3 separate regions of the Homo sapiens genome follow, and regions 1 and 3 are each linked to region 2. A link is a loop called in an ENCODE intact Hi-C map of the cell type or tissue named here. Cell type or tissue: mammary epithelial cell. All regions are shown on one strand.

The links. Peaks named below come from ENCODE experiments on the same cell type or tissue, not always from the same donor. Only the 100,000 strongest peaks of a DNase experiment are listed, where the experiment ranks them.
Region 1: it touches region 2 in a loop (9-fold over the local background); 3 of 110 quality-filtered maps call a loop at or near these places.
Region 3: it touches region 2 in a loop (5-fold over the local background); 4 of 110 quality-filtered maps call a loop at or near these places.

Annotation. Positions count from the first base shown.
Region 1 is chr19:38,511,194-38,519,193 of GRCh38, forward strand. It overlaps RYR1 (ryanodine receptor 1), which reads left to right. Exons shown (of 106, transcript NM_000540.3): 61 at 368-417; 62 at 879-939; 63 at 1,052-1,290; 64 at 3,833-3,914; 65 at 4,894-5,024; 66 at 6,166-6,498. Among named protein-coding and RNA genes, the nearest start is that of MAP4K1-AS1, 81 kb to the right of the region's middle. RefSeq lists enhancers at 2,135-2,184, 2,195-2,284. In mammary epithelial cell, a CTCF peak has its summit at 4,047 (motif pointing right); no DNase peak of the experiment used is centred here; H3K4me3 peaks cover 185 bases.
Region 2 is chr19:38,834,969-38,842,968 of GRCh38, forward strand. It overlaps HNRNPL (heterogeneous nuclear ribonucleoprotein L), which reads right to left. Exons shown (of 13, transcript NM_001533.3): 7 at 5,520-5,591; 8 at 5,128-5,408; 9 at 3,926-4,047; 10 at 3,429-3,630; 11 at 2,626-2,683; 12 at 2,416-2,511; 13 at 1,402-1,812. The coding sequence ends at 1,754. It overlaps LOC124904712 (a long non-coding RNA gene), which reads left to right. Exons shown (of 2, transcript XR_007067252.1): 2 at 1,908-4,883. Among named protein-coding and RNA genes, the nearest start is that of ECH1, 7.2 kb to the left of the region's middle. RefSeq lists enhancers at 7,781-7,860, 7,943-8,000. In mammary epithelial cell, CTCF peaks have their summits at 3,432 and 3,905; DNase peaks (open chromatin) are centred at 623, 2,793 and 3,813; H3K27ac peaks cover 3,522 bases.
Region 3 is chr19:38,552,605-38,560,604 of GRCh38, forward strand. All of the region lies in intron 89 of RYR1 (ryanodine receptor 1), which reads left to right. Among named protein-coding and RNA genes, the nearest start is that of MAP4K1-AS1, 40 kb to the right of the region's middle. RefSeq lists an enhancer at 4,688-4,877. In mammary epithelial cell, a CTCF peak has its summit at 4,355 (motif pointing right); a DNase peak (open chromatin) is centred at 7,187; H3K27ac peaks cover 1,167 bases.

The sequences.
Region 1 (8,000 bases), 320 kb before region 2:
GCTGAGGCGGGAGGATCACTTGAACCCAGGAGTTGGAGGCTGCAGGGAGCTGGGATCGTGCCACTGTACTCCAGCCTGGGTGACAGAGCAAGACCCTGTCTAAAAAAAATAAACAAACAAAGAATAATAAGAAAGGCTGACTCACCCCTCACCTCCCCAGCATCCCAGTTACTGCCTGTGACATTCCAGCTTGCCCATCTCTCTGCCCCTTCCCATCCCTCCTGTCTCCATCATTTGGACCCCCTCCTGGTTCCTCTCTCCTTGTCTTCTCTGTCCCTGTCTCCTCTAATTGGGTCACGCTGTCCTCGTCTCCTTGGCCTCCTCACTCGCTGTTTCTCCTGCCTTCTGTCCCTTTCTCTTTCTTCAGCCTCTTCTGCAAACTTGCTGCTCTCGTCCGCCACCGAGTCTCTCTCTTTGGTAAGTGGCTCCACACCTTCGGTCTTCCTCCCTAATCTTTCTCTTCCCCACCCTGAAGAAATAGCTCCCAGGTTCTGCCTTAATTTGAACAACCTTTGTTGTTTTCTTCCCCTGGACCTGGAGACATGGACCAGGTATCCGGGGGGTAGGGCAGTGACTGAGATGCCCTGGGCCTGCCCTCAATGGAGCTCCCAGGCCAGTGGGAGAGACAGACCTATCTCCAGACAAGGACAGCCCAGTGGGGTCAGGGCTGGGCAGGAGGAAGGCCAGGAGAGTGGTTGGGCTGGGGAGGAGGGACATTTGGAGGCGCTGTAGGAGTCTGGGGGGGTGGGGGTGCAGTAGCATTCCAACTTAGCCCGCAGGTAGCCTCAGGAAGAGAGCGGTTGGGGTGGATGTAGAGGGAGGCACTGTCCTCTGTCCTCTTAGCCATGGCATCCCCCCGGCCCATCTTCCTCTCCCAGGGACAGACGCCCCAGCTGTGGTCAACTGTCTTCACATCCTGGCCCGCTCCCTGGATGCCAGGTAGGGCCATAGGCAGTGGCGCCCACTCCCACCATCATCGGGCCCCCACCCCAACCCCTGGTCTCCTAGACTCTCCGATTCCAGAGCTGATGTTCCCCCGCTGCCCTTCTAGGACAGTGATGAAGTCAGGCCCTGAGATCGTGAAGGCTGGCCTCCGCTCCTTCTTCGAGAGTGCCTCGGAGGACATCGAGAAGATGGTGGAGAACCTGCGGCTGGGCAAGGTGTCGCAGGCGCGCACCCAGGTGAAAGGCGTGGGCCAGAACCTCACCTACACCACTGTGGCACTGCTGCCGGTCCTCACCACCCTCTTCCAGCACATCGCCCAGCACCAGTTCGGAGATGACGTCATCCGTAAGGGCGCCTGACCCAAGGGCAGGTTGCGGGGAGTCAGTGTGGCCAACACCACCCATCCGGGTGCCTGTGAGAGTCCCTGGGTGTTTGAATGTGTGGATTTCTTGCTGTAAGCAAAGCATGCAGTCAGTACCTTGGCAGGTGGCAAATGAGTTAATGAGGACGCGAGCTCAGCAGCTCTAACAAAAGACCCTAAGTGGACTGGCGCAGTGACTCACACCTGTAATTCCAGCACTTTGGGAGGCTGAGGCAGGAGGACCGCTTGAGCTCAGGAGTTCAAGACCAGCTTGGGCAACATAGCGAGACCCTGTCTCTACTAAAAAAAAAAAGAAAAATTTAAAGATTAGCCAGGCATGGAGGCACATGCCTGTAATCCCAGCTACTGGGGAGGCTGACAAGGGAGGATCACTTGAGTCCAAGAGTTGGAGGCTGCAATGAGCTATGATCATACCACTGCACTCCAGCCTGGACAACAGAGCAAAATTCTGTCTCTAAAATAAATAAATAATAAAATAGGGTCCTTGATGTTAAAAAAGAGAGTCTATTGATAAAGGTTAGGAAAAGTAGCACTTGGCCGAGCGCAGTGGCTCACGCCTGTAATCCCAGCACTTTGGGAGGCCAAGGCGGACAGATCACCTGAGCTCAGGAGTTCAAGACCAGCCTGGCCAACATGATGAAACCTTGTCTCTACTAAAATACAAAAATTAGCCGGGCATGGTGGTGGTCGCCTATAATCCTAGCTACCTGGGAGGCTGAGGCAGGAGAATTGCTTGAACCCAGGAGGCGAAGGTTGCAGTGCACCAAGATCGTGCCATTGCACGCCAGCCTGGGCAACAGAGCGAGACTCCATCTCAAAAAGAAAAGAAAAGTAGCAGTTGGTGGCCAGCCACAGTGACTCATATCTGTAATTCCAGCACTTTGGGAGGCCAAGGTAGGAAGATCTCTTGAGCCCAGGATTTCAAGACCAACCTGGGCAACATAGCAAAACCCCATCTTAAAAAAAAGAAGAAAAGAAAAGTAGCACCTGGATAGGGTTCTTCTCCCATCCAACTTTGTATTTTGAAATTTTCAAAACATACAGGAAGGTAGAAAGAAGAAAATTGTTGGCGGGGCATGGTGGCTCACGCCTGTAGTCCCAGCTACTTGGGAGGCTGAGGCACAAGAACTGCTTGAATCTGGGAGGTGGAGGTTGCAGTGAGCTGAGATTGCACCACTGCACTCCAGCTTGGGCGACAGAGCAAGACTCCATCTCAAAAAAAAAAAAAGAAAATTGTTAACAATTTGCCCTGTGTGCCTACCCTTCACTGTATGGTTGAAAGTATTTAGTTTTTTTTGTTGAACTTTTGGGTGTAAGTTGCACACACCAGGGTAACCTCATCCCTTAATGTTCATCAGCTGGCTTTCCTAGAATAGGAACCTTCTCTTGTGTAACCACGGTATCATTATCATACCTAACCTAACCATATTTAAATTTCCCTCATTACCCACAAAATGTCTTTGATTTTTTTAAAAGAAATTCAGAATCCAGTCAAGTTTCTCCTGCTGCATTTGGTGGTTGTGTCTCTGTAGTGTCTTTAAAGTCTAGAATAGCCCCGCCCTCTTTTTGCCTCATGATGAGCTTCTTAACTTGGCCTTCTGGAGGGCATGTGGTTAACCTAAAATTGGTCTGGGCACAGTGGCTCGCACCTGTAATCCCAGCACTTTGGGAGGCCGAGGTGGGCAAATCACTTGAGACCAGGAGTTTGAGATCAGCCTGGGCAACATACTGAGACCCCATCTCTAAAAAAATTTTTTTTTAATTTTTTTTTTTTTTTTGAGACAGAGTCTCGGTCTGTCACCCAGGCTGGAGTGCAGTGGCGCAATCTCAGCTCACTGCAACCTCTGCCTCCCGGGTTCAAGTGATTCTCCTGCCTCAGCCCCCCGAGTAGCTGGGATTACAGGCATTCACCAACACACTCAGATAATTTTTGTATTTTTAGTAGAGATGGGGTTTCACCATGTTGCCCAGGCTGGTCTCGAACTCCTGACCTCAGGTGATCCGTCCACCTCAGCCTCCAAAGTGCTGGGATTACAGGCATGAGCCTCTGCGCCAACCCTAAAAATATATACATTTTAAATAAAATGAAAAAGATAGCCTAAAATTGCAGCAATATTGCAGTTCTGTTTGCATTTTTCTGGAGGAAGTACCCCTCACTTTCATTATAGAGGGCCATGAGTCCTCTCCACGGAAGAAACAACATCTAGCCTTTATTGAGTGCCTACTGTGTGCCCCGTTCTAGTGGCTTTCCAAGTAGTAACTCATTTGATACTCACGACCACCCCGTGAGGAAGGTACTATAACTATCCCCATGTTACAGGTAGGGAAGCTGAGGCTGAGAGAGAGTTGGTAACTTGCTCAAGTCACAAGACTCGTACATGGAAGGCTGGCTGTACATCTGCTTGCTCTTCCCCACTGCATGGGCCTATTTGAGACAAGGGAGGTGGGGTGGGGAGGGCTTGTCTTGTGAGCGCATGCCGCAGCCTCGCCCCCTGTCTCCCTCAGTGGACGACGTCCAGGTCTCTTGCTACCGAACGCTGTGCAGTATCTACTCCCTGGGAACCACCAAGAACACTTATGTGGAAAAGTAAGGAGAGGGAGCCATCGTTTGGGGCTGGGTGGGGCTGGAGGGGAAGGGAGGGAGCAGGGGAAGAAGATGGGGTGGGTGAAAAGCAGGGTAGATGTTAAGAATTTTCCCGCACACGGCGGCAGCCGCGGTTCCCCACGGCGGCCGCGTGAGGGCGCTCAGGGACAGGTCAGCCACGGAGGTAGAGCCGCCAGGTCTGGGGCTGTGAAGCAGGCAGGCCTCGCTGGGGAAGAAAGGGAGGCGCAGACCACGGGGGCTGCACACAGGAGCCACGCAACACTGGGGTCACTGGGGAGGGCCCCTGGCAGTGGCCATGTGACCGCTTCTGAGCTGAGATTACTGATACAGCAAGAGCGAGGCTGCGGCTGTTTCCACCAGCTCTGAAGTTATTCAGATTTCAAGTGACACCAGCGGTGCGCGGTGGCTCACACCTGTGAGCACTTTGGGAGGCTGAGGCGGGAAGATCACTTGAGCTCAGGAGTTTGAGACCAGCCTGGGCAACATAGTGAGACTCCATCTCTACAAAAAAAAATTTTTTTTAATTAGCCTGGTGTGGTGTGGTGTAGTGGCGCTGGTGCCTGTAAATCCACCTACTCCTAAGGCTGAGATGGGGGGATCGCTTGAGCTCCAGCCTGAGCAGCATAGGGAGACTGCATCTCTACAAAAACGACTTTTTTTAAAACTAGCTAGGCATGGTATGGTGTGTGCCTGTAATCCCAGCGACTCAGGAGGCTGAGGTGGGAGGATCACTTGAACCCAGGAATGTGAGGTTGCTGTGAGCCAAGATCAGGCCACTGCACTGCAGCCTGAGTAACAGAGCGAGACCCTGTCTTAAAAAACAAAACAAGTGGCACACATGGATGAATGGCAGCTCTGTCCCAAAGGGTTCTGGGAGGAGCCGTTTCTATGGAGATGGGGCTGGGACCCAGGACCCCAAAGAGGGGGACACGTGGCAGCTAAACACAGCCCCGTCTTCCAGGCTTCGGCCAGCCCTCGGGGAGTGCCTGGCCCGTCTGGCAGCAGCCATGCCGGTGGCGTTCCTGGAGCCGCAGCTGAACGAGTACAACGCCTGCTCCGTGTACACCACCAAGTCTCCGCGGGAGCGGGCCAGTAAGCTGTGTGGGGCGGGAGCAGTGCTGGGAGTCCAAATCTCCCCAGCACAGGGCCTTGGGGAGACCCTAATTTGGGGGTAGTGTGGCTGGGCTGGGCTGTGAGCGGCTGAGGATTCCCCAGGTTGGGAGTGCCACACATTCAGGAACCCCAGAGTTTATGGTTCGGGGGCATTTCAAGGCCGTTACATGGGGAGAATTTAGAGATTAATTTGATTTTTGAAAACAGAATCTATTGATAAAAGTTAAGAAAAGTAGCACTTGGTGGCCAGGCGCAGTGGGTCACGCCTGTAATCCCAGTACTTTGGGAGGCCAAGGTAGGAGGATTGCTTGAGTCCAGGAGTTCAAGACCAACCTGGGCAACATAGCAAAACCCCATCCATGGAATTTGGAGCTATGGAATTTATTTTAGTGATGGTGACATTTGAGGGCATCATCAAGCTTGGAGACATAGGGTGAGGGGTATTTGAGCATAAGAGGATTGAGGGAAGGCAGGGTTCATTCATTCATTCAGCAAATATGTATCGAGCAGTTACTATGTATGAGGCGCTGTCCTAGTCACCTGAGGTTCAGCAGTGAACAGATAAAACAGACAAAAATCCCCTGAGTCCTGGGTCCAGAGGCTAGAATGAGGTGTGGACCTGGGGGAAATATACGCTCCAAGGCAGGAAACTTGTCTTCTTGGTCAGCTGTTCTCCCAGAATGGCACCTGGCCCAGAGTCAGCAAGTGAGCAAGTGACAGGTTGTCGGTTTCAAGGGACTGAACCGGGTGTGGGATTCAGAGAGACAAGGCGGGGAGACAGGGTGGGGTTGGAAAAGGTCTCTTTTGGAGTATGCTGTACAGCAGGGGTGAGGGGAATGGGCTTGGGATGTGGGAGATTTTAGGAGGGAAGGTTTCTAGGGGTGAGATTTTAGGGAGCAGACAGGCTCGGGGGTGTGAAGTGTTTGCGGGGCCACTGAGTTTCAATGTGAGGGTTGGGAGAGGTAGTTGGGTTGGAGGGTGAGATGGGAAGAATAGGGTTTGGGAGACTGTTTAAGGGGGGTGGCAATTCAATGGTGTCTGATGTATTGCGGGGGAGGCCAGGGCACTGAGGTCTGGGGGTGATGGCTTGACATTCCCTGCCCCCGTCCCTGTACCCCAGTCCTGGGGCTCCCCAACAGTGTGGAGGAGATGTGTCCCGACATCCCGGTGCTGGAGCGGCTCATGGCAGACATTGGGGGGCTGGCCGAGTCAGGTGCCCGCTACACAGAGATGCCGCATGTCATCGAGATCACGCTGCCCATGCTATGCAGCTACCTGCCCCGATGGTGGGAGCGCGGGCCCGAGGCACCCCCTTCCGCCCTGCCCGCCGGCGCCCCCCCACCCTGCACAGCTGTCACCTCTGACCACCTCAACTCCCTGCTGGGGAATATCCTGAGAATCATCGTCAACAACCTGGGCATTGACGAGGCCTCCTGGATGAAGCGGCTGGCTGGTGGGTCGGGGGGCACTGGGCCTCTGAGGGGTGGGTCAGCAGCCTGGGCTCCCTTGGCAGATGGTCTGAAAGGGAGACCCATGGTCCCCTCGGAGTTGGGAGGAGTCAGAGTGTAGGTTTTTTCAGCATCAAAAGACCAGGGGTCAGCTGGGCACCGTGGCTCACAGCTGTAACACCAACACTTTGGGAGGATCAGTTGAGGCCAGCCATTTGCGACCAGCCTAGGTAACATAGCACGACCCCATCTCTTTAAAAAACAAAACAAAACTTTTTTTTAATTAGCCAGGTGTGGTGGCACATGCTTATAGTCCCAGCTACTTGGGAGGCTGAGGCAGGAGGATCTCTTGAGCCCAGGAGTTGGAGGCTGCAGTGAGCTGTGATTGCACCACTGTACTCCAGCCTGGGTGACAGAGTGAGATACTCTCTCAAAACAAACAAACAAAACAAAAGGAAAGAAAGAAGGAAGGATGGAGTGAGAGAGGGAGGGAATAAAAGGGAAGGAAAGAAGGAAGGAAGGCAGGAAGGAAGGAAGGAAGAAATGGATCCTCAAAGCGTTAGGTTTCCTGATTCAGAAGTTTCATGTCAGGGCCAGGCACAATGGCTCATGCCTGTAATCCCAGCACTTTGAGAGGCCAAGGTGGGTGGATCACTTGAGACCAGGAGTTCAAGACTAGCCTGGGCAACATGGTGAAACCTCGTCTCTATTATTTAAAAAAAAAAAAAAAAAAAAAAGAAATATTTGTGTAAGGAAACAGGTTGTAGATCAGGGTCAACCTAGAAATCAGGAGCTGGGATCAGAGGCCAGGGTAAGGGGCCAGAGGCTGGGGTAAGAAGCCCATTCACAACCTTGGGGTCATAGCCAGAAATCACATAGTGAGGTAAGACTCTGGGTATGGGCCAGGTCAGAGGTTAAAGATTGGGGTCAGGGGTCATGCTAGTTAAGGGTGAGGTAACAGGCCAGGTGCAGTGGCTCACGCCTGTAATCCCAGCACTATGGGAGGCCGAGGCGGGTGGATCTCCTGAGGTCAGGAGTTCGAGACCAGCCTGGCCAACATGGTGAAACCCCATCTCTACCAAAAATACAAAAGTTAGCTGGGTGTGGTGGCAGACGCCTGTAATCCCAGCTACTCGGGGCTGAGGCAGGAAAATCGCTTGAACTCGGGAGGCAGAGGTTGCAGTGAGCCAAGATTGCGCCATTGCACTCCAGTCTGGGTGACAAGAGTGAAACTCTGTCTCAAAAAAAAAAAAAAAGTTAGGTAACAGGTGAGGCGTCTGTTGTTGGGGGTCAGAGGTCAGGGATTTGTGCCAGGCTGGGGTCACAGGATAGGGACTGGGTCTTAGGTTCAGGTTAGGGGCTATGGCTGGGATCAGTGTTCAGGGACTATATCCAAGGTTAGGGTCAGGCTGGGGTCAAATGGCAGCTGCTAGGTTGGAGATGCTGTTTGGGAGTCGGGCTGGGAACGGAGTTTGGGGCCTGTGTCAGAGGCCGGAGGTGGCATCAG
Region 2 (8,000 bases):
GTGATCCTCCTGCTTCAGCCCCCATGAGTAGCTGGGACTATAGGCACAGTGTGTGCCACCATGCCCACATCATTTTTCTATATATTTTTTTCTCGAGACGGAGTTTCACTCTCGTCACTCAGGCTGGAGTGCAATGGCACAATCTCGGCTCACTGCAACCTCTGCCTCCTGGGTTCCAGCGATTCTCCTGCCTCAGCCTCCTGAGTAGCTGTGACTACAGGAACGTGCCACCATGCCCGGCTAATTTTTATTTTTTTAGTAGAGACAGGGTTTCACCATGTTGGCCAGGCTGGTCTCGAACTCCTGACCGTAAGTGTTCCGCTCACCTCGGCCTCCCAAAGTGCTGGGATTACAGGCGTGAGCCACCATGCCCGGCCCACTTTCTTATTTTTTGTAGACAGGGTTTTGCCATGTTGCCCAGGTCTCAAAACTCCCGGCCTTAAGTGATCTGCCTGCCTTGGCTTCCCAAAGTGCTGGGATTACAGGCATGGGCCACTACATCCAGCTATATATATCCTTTAACCCAGCAATTCCACTGGCAGGAATTTATCTCCTGATCAGTATCAGGGAAGCTGGCCAAGATACTTGTGTAGATACGTGTTACAGCGCTGTTTGCAATAGCAAAAATAGACCTGGAAACTACCCTTTGGGACCAGGTTAAATCATGACACATCCACACAATGATACTGCAAGGGTAAAGACAAGTCACTCTGAAATGATACAGAACACAAAGGTTTTGGGTTTTTTTGACACCCTGTTGCCCAGGCTGGGGTGCAATGACCCCATCACAGTTCACTGCAGCATCACCCTCCAGGGTTGGGGTGATCCACCTCAGCCTGCTAGGTAGCTGGGACTACTGGCATGCGCCACTATGCCCGGCTGATTTTTGTATTTTTAGTAGAGACAGGGTTTCACCATGATGGCAAGGCTGGAAACCTTTTTTTTTTTGAGATAGGGTCTCATTGTCACCCAGGTTGGAGTGCAGTGATGTGATCACTGCACTGTTAACCTCCTAGGCTCAACTGACCCACCTGCCTCAGCCTCCCGAGTAGCTGGGACTACAGGTGTTCCACCAAACCCACCTTTTTGTAGTGACGTTTCACCATGCTGCCCAGGCTGGTCTTCAACTCCTGAGCTCAAAGTATGTGCCCCACCTTGGCCTCCCCAGATTGCTGGAATTATAGGTGTGATGACCCACTGGGCCTGATAGAGCTTGCTCGGGCAGGGCCCAGTAAGAATGCCACTAAGCCTGATGGATTTTCCTCAAAGACTCAATTGCTAGCACCATTCTCAGTCTGCAGCCCACCCTGCTCCTCTTGGGTCTCTGTATGCCTCCAGAGGGCCTGTGACTGTGCTCAGGCCTGCCTGTGTCTTCAGGACAGAGAGGGAGAAAAGCAGACATCCTGGAATCCCAGCAAGTGCTGTGTTTATTTTCCAAACAATTTTATTGAAATGTGCCAAGAGTACATGGGCAGCACAAATGTATGAACAGGAAAAAAAAAAATCACATGTACAATAATTTTTTAAAAGTGAAGGTTAATCTTGGGAGATAACAGTTCCCCTCTCCCTCCCCCTGCAGATTTCCAGCGTTTCCATTAAGGTTAAGTAAGCCTCTACAAACCTAGCATTTAAAAAAAAAAAAAAAAAAAAAAAAAAGGAATACAAGATCTTTTGCAAATAACAAAAACAAAAAATGGCATAAAGGAAAGAGAAATGTCTTCCTGCTCAGATGGGACTCTTCCTAGGCACCTAATTAGGAGGCGTGCTGAGCAGTGGAGAAACACAACTTCAGAGTGTAAGGGTATGGACCATCTGCAAAGGAGAGACAAGTTTGGTTGGTTCCCGTCTTTGGAGGCTCCCCAAACCCAGGTCCCCTCAAGTTTGTACCCATCTCCCATTTTCTGCAGGTCAACGGCAGGGGTCTAAGGAGTGACTGCCCAACGTGAGGCTTCAAGATGAGCCAATTACCAATTATGCACGGCGTTTCTCCTTCTCTTCCTTCATTCCCATAGAGAATCCCATTCCTATCTCCTTCGCCAGCCCAAGGCAATGGGCCTCTCCCAGCAACTGGGTGGGCAAGTTTTACCTGCTGGATAGTGTTGCCTCTTTCCTAGGTAACAGAGTGGCTTTCCTACCTAAGCCAGTCTCTGATGCAAAGAAGAGAATGCCACCTCCCTGGAGGACAAGCCTGAGCAACTCCCAAGCTGGCAGAGTGAGTGGCAGCAGGCAGTCAGGCTGGCTCTCCCAAGAGGAGCACAGGCTGCTCTCCTGATGAGCAGGTCCCACCTGCCTGTGTCACCAACAGTGCGAAGATCCCGGGGTCCTATCTCAAGGGCAGGAAGGACATCCCTGGCCTGAAGCCAGCCAACCCATTAGGTCACCAGGTTGATGCCTGCAGGACACACAGATACTCACTTGGGTTTTTCATCTGGTAATGGTTCAGGAAGCCCAGAGTCTCCAGGGCATCGCTCTTGGATTCCCACTCCAGCAGTCCAGAGGAGCTGCGCTCACCTGATTGCAAACCAAGGGGAAAAGTAAAGGTTTTAGACTCACCCAATAGGAACTAGGCAGCTGCCCACCAACCACCATGCAATTAGGGCAAGGAGGTGGGCACACTCGACTCACTTTTGCCTGAGAATACTTTCACAGAAGATGGCCGCTTCACTCCCAGCTCATCGCAGATCTGCAAAAGAAAACAGGTAGTAAATGAACTCTGAAACAAAAGGGCCGCCACACAGGATTCAAGCAGACCAGGCCCTGCATGACTCAGTACTTGAAGTTTTCAGGAGAAAAGGCTTGTAGATTTTATCACATACCCTAAGGCATCCCTGTGTCATAAAAAGGCCAGCAACAATGCTCTTTAATTATTAAGTTGCCTGAGACTGGGAAGCTGCTTTTTCGTTCCCAACTTCAACAGCTATGTGGATATCTGCACCCGGCTGTTTGCTGAACACTGTTTGCTGAATGCAAGGTCAACATTTCAGACCACAGCCAGATCCACTTGAGTTCCTCCTCCCTTCCGCTGCCTCAGTTCCCCCTGACTGAGCTTTACAGGGCCCCACCTTCTGATGGTATCAGGGTGATGGCACCCGAAGCCTACGCCAATGCGGTTCTTGTGAAATTGGGCCCTCATCACTGGGCCTGTGAAGCAGCTTTCCCAGCAAACGAGCAGTTGCCCTGCTTGCCAAAAATGTAAAAGGAAGGAACGCGGCAAATGGTGTTGCTAGAAACTTGGTGCCATTCTCACCCTGTCCAGTTTGAGAGCACAGATTCCTATCTGTCCTGGCCTCTGCTGTGTCCCTAGCACTCAACCCAGGGCCAGGCAGGACAGGAGTTCAACAGCTATTTGCAGAAAAGACTGAAATGAATGGCCTACTCAGACGGCCGTGGCAAGGACCCGACTGCCTGCGCAGCTCCACGGCACACACCTCAAAGAAGTTCTCCTCGGTCACCTCCAGCGGGGCGTTGAAGAAGTGCAGCACGTTGCTGGGGTGCTGGATGCGGTTCTTGGCTGCCTGCTCTGGGGTGGAGAACCGATTGTTCCGGGATTCACTGAAGTCTTTGTAACTGCAAGACCCGTCTTCCAACCCGTATGACTGACCAGGCATGATGGCTGGCTGCTTGGAGACACTGCAGCAAGGAAGAAAGGGGAGCCTTTGTCATACCCAAAGTTGTCCCTGAAGCTTTCCCCTGTGGCCTCCAGAGGCTTAGCTTGCCCTGTGTGCCTTGGGGCATTGCTCTACACCTGAGGCAAGGCTGACTCACTTTCTCCTGTGGTGTCAGAGACACGTCTGGGAACACACCTGCCACATCCCATTTCTGTGTGAGTCAACACCTCGGCCTCACTGTGCTCCTCTGCTGGGCCCCATTCCCCTCCTTTTCTCTCCCCTGTACCTCTGCTGCCCTCCCGAGCCTGAGCACCTACCAGACATTCAGCTTCTGCCCAAACATGAAGTTGTTGTTGAGGTGGGTAATGGCCCGGTCTACAGCGTAGCCATCAGCCATCTCCACCATGGCGGCCCCCGGCTTGCTTTTCATGAATTTCACCTTGGGGAGAGTAGCTGCAGTCAGCACCTCTGTCCAGCTGCCAGGGTCCCCTCTCCTGCCCCTCCCAAGTTAGTGATAATAACCCCTGCTCTGGCCTCCCATGTCCTCACAGTTAATCGGGACCACTAGAAAAACATGCCTGGCCCACACCAAGTGCTCAACCCATAGTGAGAAGCAGAGCCTGGGCCATGTTTTTAACTGTGGGACATAACCCACCAGTAAATCATTTAGTGAAGCATGACAGAAAACTGTACAGGAATCAGAAATCAAATCAGCCATTTTCACCATTTTGTCTGTTACACACAGACGTGTGTGATCTATGGATGGCTGTGTCTACAGTCACAAGGTAAAATACTCCTTCAGCTGGGTTACAACAGAGCAGTGCCGGCTCTGGAGCCAGGCAGTCTGGCTCTGAGTCCTGCTTCACATAAAGGCTATGTGAACCTGGGCGCGTTATTTAAGCCCCGTCCTCCACTTCCCCTGTCCATCTCATTAAGGATTAATGTGAGAAATTACACAGGTCACTACATGTAAAGCATCTTTAACAGTGCCTGGTAACTAACAACACTTCACCTGTGTTACGAACTACTCTAAGTAATGGGCCAAGTCATGAGCTGCACAAAGGCCCCCAAGACCCAGACGGGTTTAATGTTAAGCAAAATGCCGCCTGGTCTCAGGTAGACACTCAGCCACCGCTAGCCCCAGTCAACTGTCCCATGGGAAGGCAGAAGGCCCGGTGTTGCCAGGTCTTAAGTTTTCAGGAGGAAATCCTTAAACGATGGTGTTTCACTATAATGGATTCATTTTTATGTTTTATAAATCTCTATGTTCATGTACTGGTATTAGTACTTTTATGTGATAAAATCTTTTTTTTAAACATTGGTAATTCAAAAACACAACACCCACATACAGTGAGGACCAAACAAAACCCGTCTGCAAGCAGGCTGCCTGAGCTCACTGAGTCACTCATTGGCGTCTGCCCGCCCAGCGCCACACCAGGCTCCCCCCTGGTTCTTTCCCGTGCTGACTGGCAAGATACGAGGCTCAGCGAGGAACCCAGGGGGCCCGGCAGCAGCTCACCTTCTCCACATTGCCATATAAGCAGAAGACATTGAAGACTCGGTCACAGTTCATCTTAGATTGATCCAAGCCATAGACCATGAGCACAGGGCTGTCGGCGTGAGGGCCATACTCGGGTGGTGGGGGAGGGGGTGGGGGGTGCCCATACTGGGGGCCGTAGCGACTTGGGCCCCGACGGTGACCCCCCACTGGTGGACCCATCCTTCTCCCTTCGTAGTGAGGTGGGGGGGGCCCGTAGCCCTCATCATGGTAATGGCTGTGGTACCCACCGTGGGGCCCTCCTGGGGGGTGGGAAGGAAAGAGAGGGAGGACGGGTGAGAATTTGCACGGCGGGCGGCGGGCAGGGGCACATGAGCCACGGGAGTCCACGGAGGGGAACCCCCTGCCCTCACCATATTCTGCGGGGTGATCTCCCAGGAGAGGGGGCTGCCTCTGGCGTTTGTTGGGGTTGCTGCCAGGGTCACCTGTGGAGAGAGAAAACAGTTAGGAGTCTCACTCAGAAATTGGGGTCTCTCCCTCCCTCCTGACTGCACAGGCTGATCTGAGCCCCCAGCTCCTGCCAACTGCAAGCCCTCCCTTCCTCGAGGGCTGTGGGGCCTCCTTTTGTGATCTGACCTACGGCGGGCATGAAGCCCGAGCCTCAAAGCTGGTGCCCACTCTCCTTCCCCTGCTCATACCAAAGGGCTGGCCTTGTTCTGTGAAGGACAAGGCCAGATTCTGTGCTCTCACCTACCCTGGCCCTGGGAGAAAGCCCAGCTCCCAGGCCCTCTGGGGAATGTGCAGCTGCTACAGAAGCTGATATATTATGGCGGGCCAAAAGCAGCTTTCTAAAGTGACTCCCAATGAAGGGAGAGTAGATTAAGAGGAAAATAACCCCAGAGGGAAGCAAGCAAGTTTGACCCCCAAAGCCCCCAAAGTTCTAGGAGCTCCAGACTGTCTCTGTTAGATCCCTTCTTTCTTAATCCCAGTCCCCCCTCCCTCCCAGTCCCGCCAGCCCAAGAGGGACTGACTGTAGCTGACAAGCAGGGCAACAGCAGAATCAGTTCAAATAAGCAATCATGTACAAGGCATCGACATTCCCACACCCAGCAATGGCGCAGATCCACCCCGACCCCAGCAGTTCGTAATCACTGCCTTTAACTTAGCGCTTAAGTGGCAGGCACTGGGCTAAGCGCTTTACAGACATCACAGCTTCTGAAATTCCTCACAACAACCCTATGAGGTAGGTTCTGATATTTCAGCCCCATTTTACAGATAAGAAGACTGAGTTGTTAACTTTTAACTGAGCAGTTAAAAGACACTTTGGCCCAAAGTCACAAAGCAAGACAGTGGCTGAGCCATATTTGAACCCAGGTCTGGCTGACTCCAAAACCCAGGGCTCGAAACCACTGCCCTTTCCTGCCACCCGGCCTGGGTTTTGTTACCAGTCATTACAAAATGGAAAAGGACTACTTACAGCAGAAGTACAGAGTACAATGTCCATTTGTCACAAAAAACAAATCTGTATTTTCTCTTACCATTGGACGCTTCAACAGTGAGTTAGCACAGTTCTGAAAGATGGCGTCCCATCAAACATACACTGCGACCCTGCATCACATGGTTTTACAGTCATAAATACAAGTCACGGTACACATCCGCTACAATTTTTTTAAAGAATTGTTTTAAAAGTCAATATTTTGATTAAATCAAAAATGGCTCACAGATGTTCTGTCCTCAGAAGATATCAGAAAAGTGGAAATAAAGGTGTATGAAGTGGGTAGTGTCCCTCCATGTTGTCACCTCCTCACATATGTGCTGCAGTGCGGTGGTGCGGTGCTTCTGGCTGTGTAGCGCTCCGTGTGCGTGTCTCCTGGTATGAGGTGTGCCAGTGGCCCCACTACGCTCGCGCTTTTGGCCTTGGGAGCGCGCCTGGTTACCCGGCAGCAGGTAACTGTGTGCCTCTGAGCTGTTTGGCTGTCTGGTTTTAGGTCTGTTTTGGTTTTTTTGATTTTTTTTTTGTTGTGGTTAAAATTTTTTTTTTTTTTTTTGGTTTCTGATCTCCAGTTGGTGCAGATTATGTTGGCAGCCGGTGACTGCAGAAAAAATAAAAATATCAAAACAGAAAAAAAACAAGGCCCTCCCCAAACCAAATGACTTAAAAAACAAAACCCATATGGCGAGGAATGGAGAGAGGATCCTATTGTCTTGGAGGCCCATGGAATCTACTTCCGTCTATGAAACGTTCTCCGAAAAGAGCATCGCTCGCTGGCTGGCTGGGACAGCTCTGTTCTCTGTGTTTCCTACTTCTGTGTACATTCTCGGGTTCAAGTTTGCTTGGATTTTGACCTTTTTTTTAATGTTTAATAAAAAAAGCAGTGTCTGCTGCCATGTTGCGTCTCTTTCTCTCTTTGTCTCTGTATGCCTCTGTCTCTGTGCTTGTAGCTGTTCCTTGGAGCGCGGTGTGGTGTTCTTGATGTAGTGAGCTCAAGTCTGCGGCTGTTTCTGGGGACGTGGTGGAGGCTGCATGTTCTGTTCTCTCCAGGAAGAGCTAGTGGTTTTCTACCCTGTGTGTTGGTGAGCAATGTGCAGAGGCAGAGCCGCTGAAGTATGGTTCCTGAGGGGTGGCGAAGCACCGCCCTCACTCCAGGTCACCTCATCAGCCCTCGTTTTTTTTTGGGCCCCAGCCTTGGGGCTGCCAAAGCTGAGAGGCATCAAAACCAATGCACAGCCAGCCCCCTGCCACTAGCCCCTGCCGGTCTGCACATCTTCTATTTATGTTCCTTGGAGAAGAAATGGTTGTTGCCATGTTTCTGTTAGCAGTCATGTAATGCCATTGCCCGCTCTGGTACATTCACTTGGTCACCAATTTGCCTCTGACCTTTGGAGGGAGCAGC
Region 3 (8,000 bases), 280 kb before region 2:
TAAACGGACATGCTTAAGGTCACCCATCTTAATAAGTGACAAGGTTAGGGTTAGACCTCAGGCGGTCTGGCCTCAGAGTACACTGCCTTCAGATTCATCTGTTAATCTGGTCTAATCGATAGTCAGTGAGCACTTCCTGGGGGCTGGGCCCTGGCTGGGGGTCTCAGCCCTACTCTCGAGCCTGGCAGGTTTAGGGAGAGAGTCTGGGGTGGCTACAAGAGAAGCAAAAAGCATTTGCAGGAGCTAAAGTACACATGATTCACAATTGAAAATGAGTAATGATCTCTCCTGACTGGGGCTGCACAGATCACAGGGTTTAATGTCACCTACCTGACATTTTACAGCTCAACATCTGTTACACAAAGTTATAATCTGCAACTGGGAAAAGTGTATTCATTTTATTTTTTGAATATATAATTACTCACGATTTTAAAAATCAAAATATAGGCTGGGCACAGTGGCTCACGCCTGTAATCTCAACACTTTGGGAGGCCAAGGCAGGCAGATCACTTGAGGTCAGAAGTTCAAGACCAGCCTGGGCAACATGGCGAACCTCCCCATCTCTACTAAAAATACAGAAATTAGCCAAGCATGGTGGCAGGTGCCTGTAATCCCGGCTACTCAGGAGGCTAAGGCAGGAGAATCCCTTGAGCCTGGGAGGCAGAGATTGCAGTGAGCTGAGATCACGCCACTGCACTCCAGCCTGGGTGACAGAGTGTGACTCCATATCAAAAAAAAAAAAAAAAAAATCAAAATATAGCCAGGTGCTGTGGCTCACACCAGTAATTCCAGCACTTTAGGAGGCCAAGGCAGGAGGATTGCTTGAGGCCAGGAGTTCAAGACCAGCCTGGACAATATAGCAAGACCCCATTGCTAAAAAAAAAAAAATCAAAAAATTAGCTGGATGTGGAGGTGTGCACCTGTAGTCCCAGCTCCTCTGGAGGCTGACTGAGCTGGGAGGATCCTTTGAGCCCAGAAGGTCAAGGCTGCAGTGAACCATGATTGTACCACTGCACTCCAGCCTGGGCAACAGAGCACAAGACTTTGTCTCAAAAAAACATTTATCAAAATACAGCAAGGCGTGAAGTGAGAAGTCTTACTCCTGCTCTTTTCCAATCCACTCTTCCCCACATCTACCATGGTAAAGCCCTTTCGTTAGTTTCTTTTGTATCCTTCCATCATTTTTTAAATGAAAATACAAACAGATATTTTTGTTTTTCTCGTTTTGTACATAATAGGTATAACATCACTGGTCTGCATTATTTAATAACATATTCTGGAGATATAGGAAGTGTCGTCATTCTTTTTTACAGGTGTCCAATATTCCACGCTGTGTGTATATTATGGTTTATTTGCTATTCCTTGTTGATGGACACTGGCTTTATTCCCAATGTTTTGCTATACAACCCATGTTGCAGTCAGGGCTGTCATGGATAGTTGCACCCATTGTGCACTGCACAAGGATGTCATTTATACCACAGACATTTTACATTTGTACATGTTTTACTGCAGAGTTCCAGCAGATGGAGGGAAATGTGCTGAGGAAGGCTGTAGTATTTGGGCCTAAAGCAATGCTGGCTATAACAATTACTCTTGCTACACTTTGAGAGGCTGAGGCATGTGGATCACCTGAGGTCAGGAGTTCGAGACCAGCCTGACCAACACGGTGAAACCCCATCTCTACTAAAAATACGAAAAAATAGCGGGCATGGTGGCATGCACCTGTAATCCCAGCTGCTTGGGAGGCTGAGGCAGAGAATTGCTTGAACCCGGGAGTTAGAGGTTGCAGTGAGCTGAGATTGCGCCACTGCACTCCTGCCTGGGCGACAGAACAAGACTCAGTCTCAAAAGAAAAAAAAAATAAGTAGCATTGTTCTATAATTTCCCAAGTTCTTCATGGTTGCCAGAGTTCTTGACAGTTTACAAATCACATCTTCATTGATGAAGTACTTTGTAGATTTCAAAACATCTACTATAGCTTGGAAGGCCCTTTCTGGTGTTTGAAATCACATTTTATTTATTTATTTATTTAAATGTTTAATTATATTAACAGAGATGAGGTCTCCCTATGTTGCCCAGGCTGGTCTTGAACTCCTGGGTTTAAGGGATCCTCCTGCCTCAGCCTCCCAAAGCGCTGGGATTACAGGAATGAGTCACCTCACCCAACAGAAACCACATTTTAGGTTACTGATTTATTCCTGGTCAGTAAACAGTCTTGAGGTTATCTTCATTGTTTTCCTATCTGCAAATTTTATTTGTCTCTTAATTAAAACACTTCCTTTTTAAAGTGTCTTTACTGAAATAGAATGTACATACCATAAAATCCACCCATTTAAAATGTACAGTTCAGTGGTTTATAGTGTGTTCACAGAATTATGAAGCCATCCCTGCAATCTAATTTTAGAACATTTTAATCATCCTTTGAAAACGAACCCCATACCCATTAGCAGTCATTTCCCACTTCCCCCACCCCAGCCCCCGGTAACCACTGATCTTTCTGCCTCTATAGATTTGCCTATTCTGAACACTGCATATAAATGGTATCATAAAATATATATGGTCTTGGCCAGACACGGTGGGTCACGCCTGTAATCCCAGTACTTTGGGAGGTCCAAGAGAGTGGACTGTTTGAGTCCAGGTGTTTGAGAAGAGCCTGGGCAACATGGCGAAACCCTGTCTCCACTAAAAATACAAAAAATTAGCCGAGTGTGGTGGCACATGCCTGTAGTCCTAGCTACTTGCGAGGCTGAGGTGGGAGGACCGAGAAGTTGAGGTCGCAGTGAGTCCTGAACACACCACTGCACTCCACTCCAGCCTGAGCAACAGAGTGAGACCCTGCCTCAAAAAAAAAAAAAAAAAAATGCATGTGTGTGTGCGCACGTGTGTGTGTATGTGTGTGTGGCCTTAAAAGACGTTCCTTTTATTTAACAAACCACAATGTCATCACTCCTAACCCAAAATAAAACAGTACAAATAAAAAAGTCACAGTCCTTTAAATCATCAAATATCTAGTGAGTGTGCAAATTTCCAAATCTCATAACTTTCATGTAACTATCAGGATTTTTTGTAGCTTCTTTAAATCAGAATCCAAACAAGGGCCACCCATTGCAATTGGCTGATACTTTTTAAAATCATCTTTCATCTCTTGCTTCCCCTCTATTATCTTTTCTTTTTCCTTGCAATTTATCTCCTGGAGATCCAGTCCTGCAGATCTTTACTGTCCAACAGAAATACAATATGAGCAATATGTATATTTTTAAATTTTCTTCTTTTTTTTGAGACAGGGTCTCACTCTGTTGTCCAGGCTGGAGTGCAGTGGGGCAATCTCAGCTCACTGTAACCTCCACCTGTCAGGTTCAAGTGATTCTCCTGCCTCAGCCTCCTGAGTAGCTGGGATTACAGGCATGCGCCACCACACCTGGCTAATTTTTGTATTTTTAGTAGAGACAAGGTTTCGCCATGTTGGCCAGGGTAGTCTCAAACTCCTGGCCTAAAGTGATCTGCCCTCCTCACCCTCCGAAAGTGCTGGGATTACAGGCGTGAGTCACCATAATTTTAAATTTTCTAATAGCCATGTTTTTTAAAAAGTAAAAAGAGGACCGGCATGGTGGCTCGTGCCTGTAATCCCAGCACTTTGGGAGGCCAAGGCGGGAGGATCACTTGAGGCCAGGAGTTTGAGCCAGCCTGCGTAACACAGCAAAACCCTATCTCTATAAAAACTTTAAAAAATAACCAGGTGTAGTAGTGCATATCTGTAGTCCCAGTTACTGGGGAGGCTGAGGCAGGAGGATCTCTTGAACCTTGGAGGTTAATGCTGCAGTGAGCCATGTTCATGGCACTGTACTTCAACCTGGGCAACTGAGCAAGACTCTGTTAAAAAAAAAAAAAAGTAAAATGAAACACTACACATAATCTAGTACACTCAGGATATTATTTCAACATGGAATCAATCCTGTTTATTTATTTATAGAGATGGGGTCTTGCCATGTTGCCCAGGCTGGTCTCAAACTCCTGTGCTCAAGCAATCCACCCTCCTCAGCCACCCAAGGTGCTGGGATTACAGGCAAGAGCCACTGTGCCTGGCCATAATCAATCTAAAAAATGATTAGCTCGACATTTTTCATTCTTTTTTCACACTAAGTCTATCAGTGGATAGTGCTGTCCTAGTTGTAGAGCTTCCCATAGTCTGGACCTGACCAATGCGTCCTTGTGGTGTCATTTCATGTGTTCCTGTGTCCCCTGGGTTTCCTCCAAAGTGGGACTCAGCCAAAGTTCGAGCAGATTCAGATTTGGGTGTAAGGAGTTTTTTAGCCAGAACCTTCCTATGTGGGGCTACTGTATACCTCCACCAGGAGGCACCTCCTTTCCAGATGCCAGCAGCTGTTTCTGCTCAACACTCAGACATATTCATTCATTAGAGATTGCAAAATGGCGATAGTCTCATTTCTTTTTTTTTTTTTTTTTTTTGTGACAGAGTCTCATTCTGTCACCCAGGCTGGAGTGCAGTGGCATGCTCTCGGCTCACTGCAACCTCCGCCTCCCAGGTTCAAGCGATTCTCCTGCCTCAGCCTCCCAAAGTGCTGGGATTATAGGCATGAGCCACGGCGCCCAGCCTCTTAGTTTTCATGATGCTTCCTTCACTTGACAAATGAGTATGAGTACCTACTGTGTGTCAGGCACTGCCCTGGTCCTGAAGGTACAGCAGTGAACAAAACAGAGAGCCCACTGTGGGGGCTGATAGTCCAGTGGGAAGGGGCAGATGCAAATAACGAAATACACGAAGTAATTGCAGGTTATAATCTGTGGTCTGAAGGGTGTGGGAGTGAGCAGGGTGTGGTAAGCCCTGTAAACCGGCTGGTGGCGGAAGGCCTTCTGCAGGAGGGGACAGCGAAGCTGAGAGTTGAAAGATACCATATGACTCAGCGAGGCTGTGGTGTCCCAGGCAAAGGGGACAGTAAATGGAAAGGCTGAAAAATGGGAACAAGAGGGACAGAGAGCAGCCTGGGCAACATGGCGAAACCAAACCCTGTCCCTACAAAAAATACAAAAATTAGCTAGGCATGGTGGCCTATGCCTGAAGTCCCAGCTACTTGGGAGGCTGAGGCAAGAGAATCACTTGAACCCAGGAGGGGGAGGTTGCTGTGAGCCAAGATCGCGTCATTGCACTCCAGCCTGGGTGACAAGAGCGAAATTCTGTCTCAAAAAAAAGAAATAAAAATACAAAAATTAGCTAGGCATGGTGGTGCATGCCTGTATTCCCAGCTACTCGGGAGGCTGAGGCAGGAGAATCGCTTGAACCCGGGAGGCGGAGGTTGCAGTGAGCCGAGATTGCACCACTGCACTCCAGCATGGGCAACAGAGTGAGACTCTCTCAAAAATAAAATAAAATAATACAATAAAATATAAAATAAAATAAAATACTAGCCAGGCACGATGACTCATGCCTGTAATCTCGATACTTTGGGAGGCTGAGGTGGGAGGATCGCTTGAGCCCAGGAGTTCAAGACCAGCCTAGAAAACATAATGAGACCTTGTCTCTACAAAAAAACTGTTTAAAAAATTAGCTGGGTATGGTGGTGCATGCCTGTGGTCCCAACTTGGAAGGCTAAGACGGGAGGATCACTTGAGCCCAGGAGGTCGAGGCTATGGCAAGCCATGATCACTCCATTACACTCCAGCCTAGGTAGTAGAGACAGACTTTGTCTCAAAAAATTAATAATAAAGTAAAACAACTAAAAGACTATAAGTAGACTGTAACACAAAGAAAGGATAAATGCCAGAGGGAATGGATAACGCATTAACCCTGATGTGAGTACGTATTGCATGCCTATATCAAAATAGTTCATCTACCCCATAAATAAATACAACTACTATGTACCCACAAAAATGAAAAATAAAAAGGCCTGGCTCATGCCTGTAATCCTAACACTTTGGGAGGCCAAGGCGGGCAGATCACTTGAGATCAGGAGTTCAAGACCAGCCTGGCCAACATGGCGAAACCCCATCTCTACTAAAAATACAAAAATTAGCTTGGCGTGGTAGCACATGCCTGTAATCTCAGCTACTCAGAAGACTGAGGCAGGAGAATCGCTTGAACCCTGGAGGCAGAGGTTTCAGTGAGCCAAGATCACGCCACTGCACTCCAGCCTGGGTGACAGAGCAAGACTCTGTCTCAAAAAATAAAAATAATTTTTTAAAAAAATAGTCCAGGTGTGGTGGCTCACACCTGTAATCCTAGCACTTTGGGAGGCCCAGGCAGGCAGATCACCTGAGGTCAGGAGTTCAAGGCCAGCCTGGCCAACATGGCGAAACCCTGTCTCTACTAAAAATACAGAATTAGCCAGTGTGGTGGCACACGCCTGTAGTCCCAGCTACTCAGGAGGCTGAGACAGGAGAATCACTTGAACCCAGGAGGCGGAGGCTGCAGTGAGCCAAGATCGTGCCACTGCACTCTAGCCTGGGCAAGACAGAGCAAGACTCCGTCTCAATAAGTAAGTAAGTAAATAAATAAATAAAGGGATGGGCAATGAATGATGACACAGAGAGATCAGCAAATCACAAGAGCAAAGTCTAGGAGTGAATGGAGGTGATAGTGTCCCAGGCGCCTGTGGAGAGGTGGGCTTCTTTTTTTTTTTTTTTTTTTTTTTGAGACAGGGTCTCGCTCTTATTGCCCAGGCTAGGTGCAATGGCACAATCTTGGCTCACTGCAACATCCGCCTCCCAGGTTCAAGCCATTCTCCTGCTTCAGCCTCTCAAGTAGCTGGGATTACAGGCACGCACCATCATGCCTAACTAATTTTTGTATTTTTAGTAGAGACGGGGTTTCACCATGTTGTCCAGGCTGGTCTCGAACTCCTGACCTCAGGTGATCCACCCGCCTCGGCCTCCCAAAGTCCTGGGATTACAGGCATGAGCCACCACACCTGGCCAGAGGTGGATTTTTGAGACAGACAGTGTCACACTGCTCATGATAGAGGGGTAGGCAAGCAGACGAGGTGAGGGCAGAAGGTGAGGGGTTCCGGTGTGATTATGTCTCCATGCTCTGTGGTTTCTAGAGCCCTTCATGATTTGCAAAGCATGTTACTCATTTAGAAAGCATTTTGCAAAGTTCTGGGGTTTTTACAAAGCACTTTTGAGAGCCAGAAAATTTTGCTTCTGTTCATACCCCAGAGCAACATTTCTCACACTGCATGTTGCTACCCGTCTGGAGGTAATGAAATTAATTTAGCAATGCGTAACTCGTGACCAGCATCTTTAGAAATAAAATAGAACACTGCAGAGTGTGCTACACAGCAAAGGTCAGAATTATGTCATGAAACCTTTTTTTTTTTTTTTGAGTCACATTGTAAAATGTATTCTTATGGTTGAGTGAGTGCGGTCAAGAACATTTTATGCTGCTCTAGAGAACCTCTTGCAAAAATGCATGGGCAATCAGCACAAGAATGTTCAAGAAAAGTGTTGTCTGAAAGAAATCTGTGGGTGAACTTGGTGATTTATGCTTGTAATCCCAACACTTTGGGAGGCGGAGGAGGGCAAATCACCTGAGTTCAGGAGTTTGGGACAAGCCTGGGCAACATGGCAAAACCCCGTCTACAAAAAAATACAAAAATTCACCAGGCACAGTGGCATGCACCTGTAGTCCTAGCTACTCAGGAGGCTGAAGCACGAGACTCATTTGACCCTGGGAGGTGGAGGCTGCAATGAGCTGAGATCGTGCCACTGCACCACTCCAGCCTGGGTGAAAGAGTGAGACCCTGTCTCAGAAAAAAAAAACAAAAACAAAATACAAATCTGGAAGCAACCTACATTTCCATTAGCAGGATAACAGATAAAGAGTGTTATGGCTGGGCGCGGTGGCACACACCTGTCACCCCTGCACTTTGGGAGGCCGAGGCGGGTGGATCACCTGAGGACAGGAGTTCGAGACCAGCCTGGCCAACATGATGAAACCCTATCTCACTAAAAATACAAAAAATTAGCCAGGTGTGGTGGCGGGCACC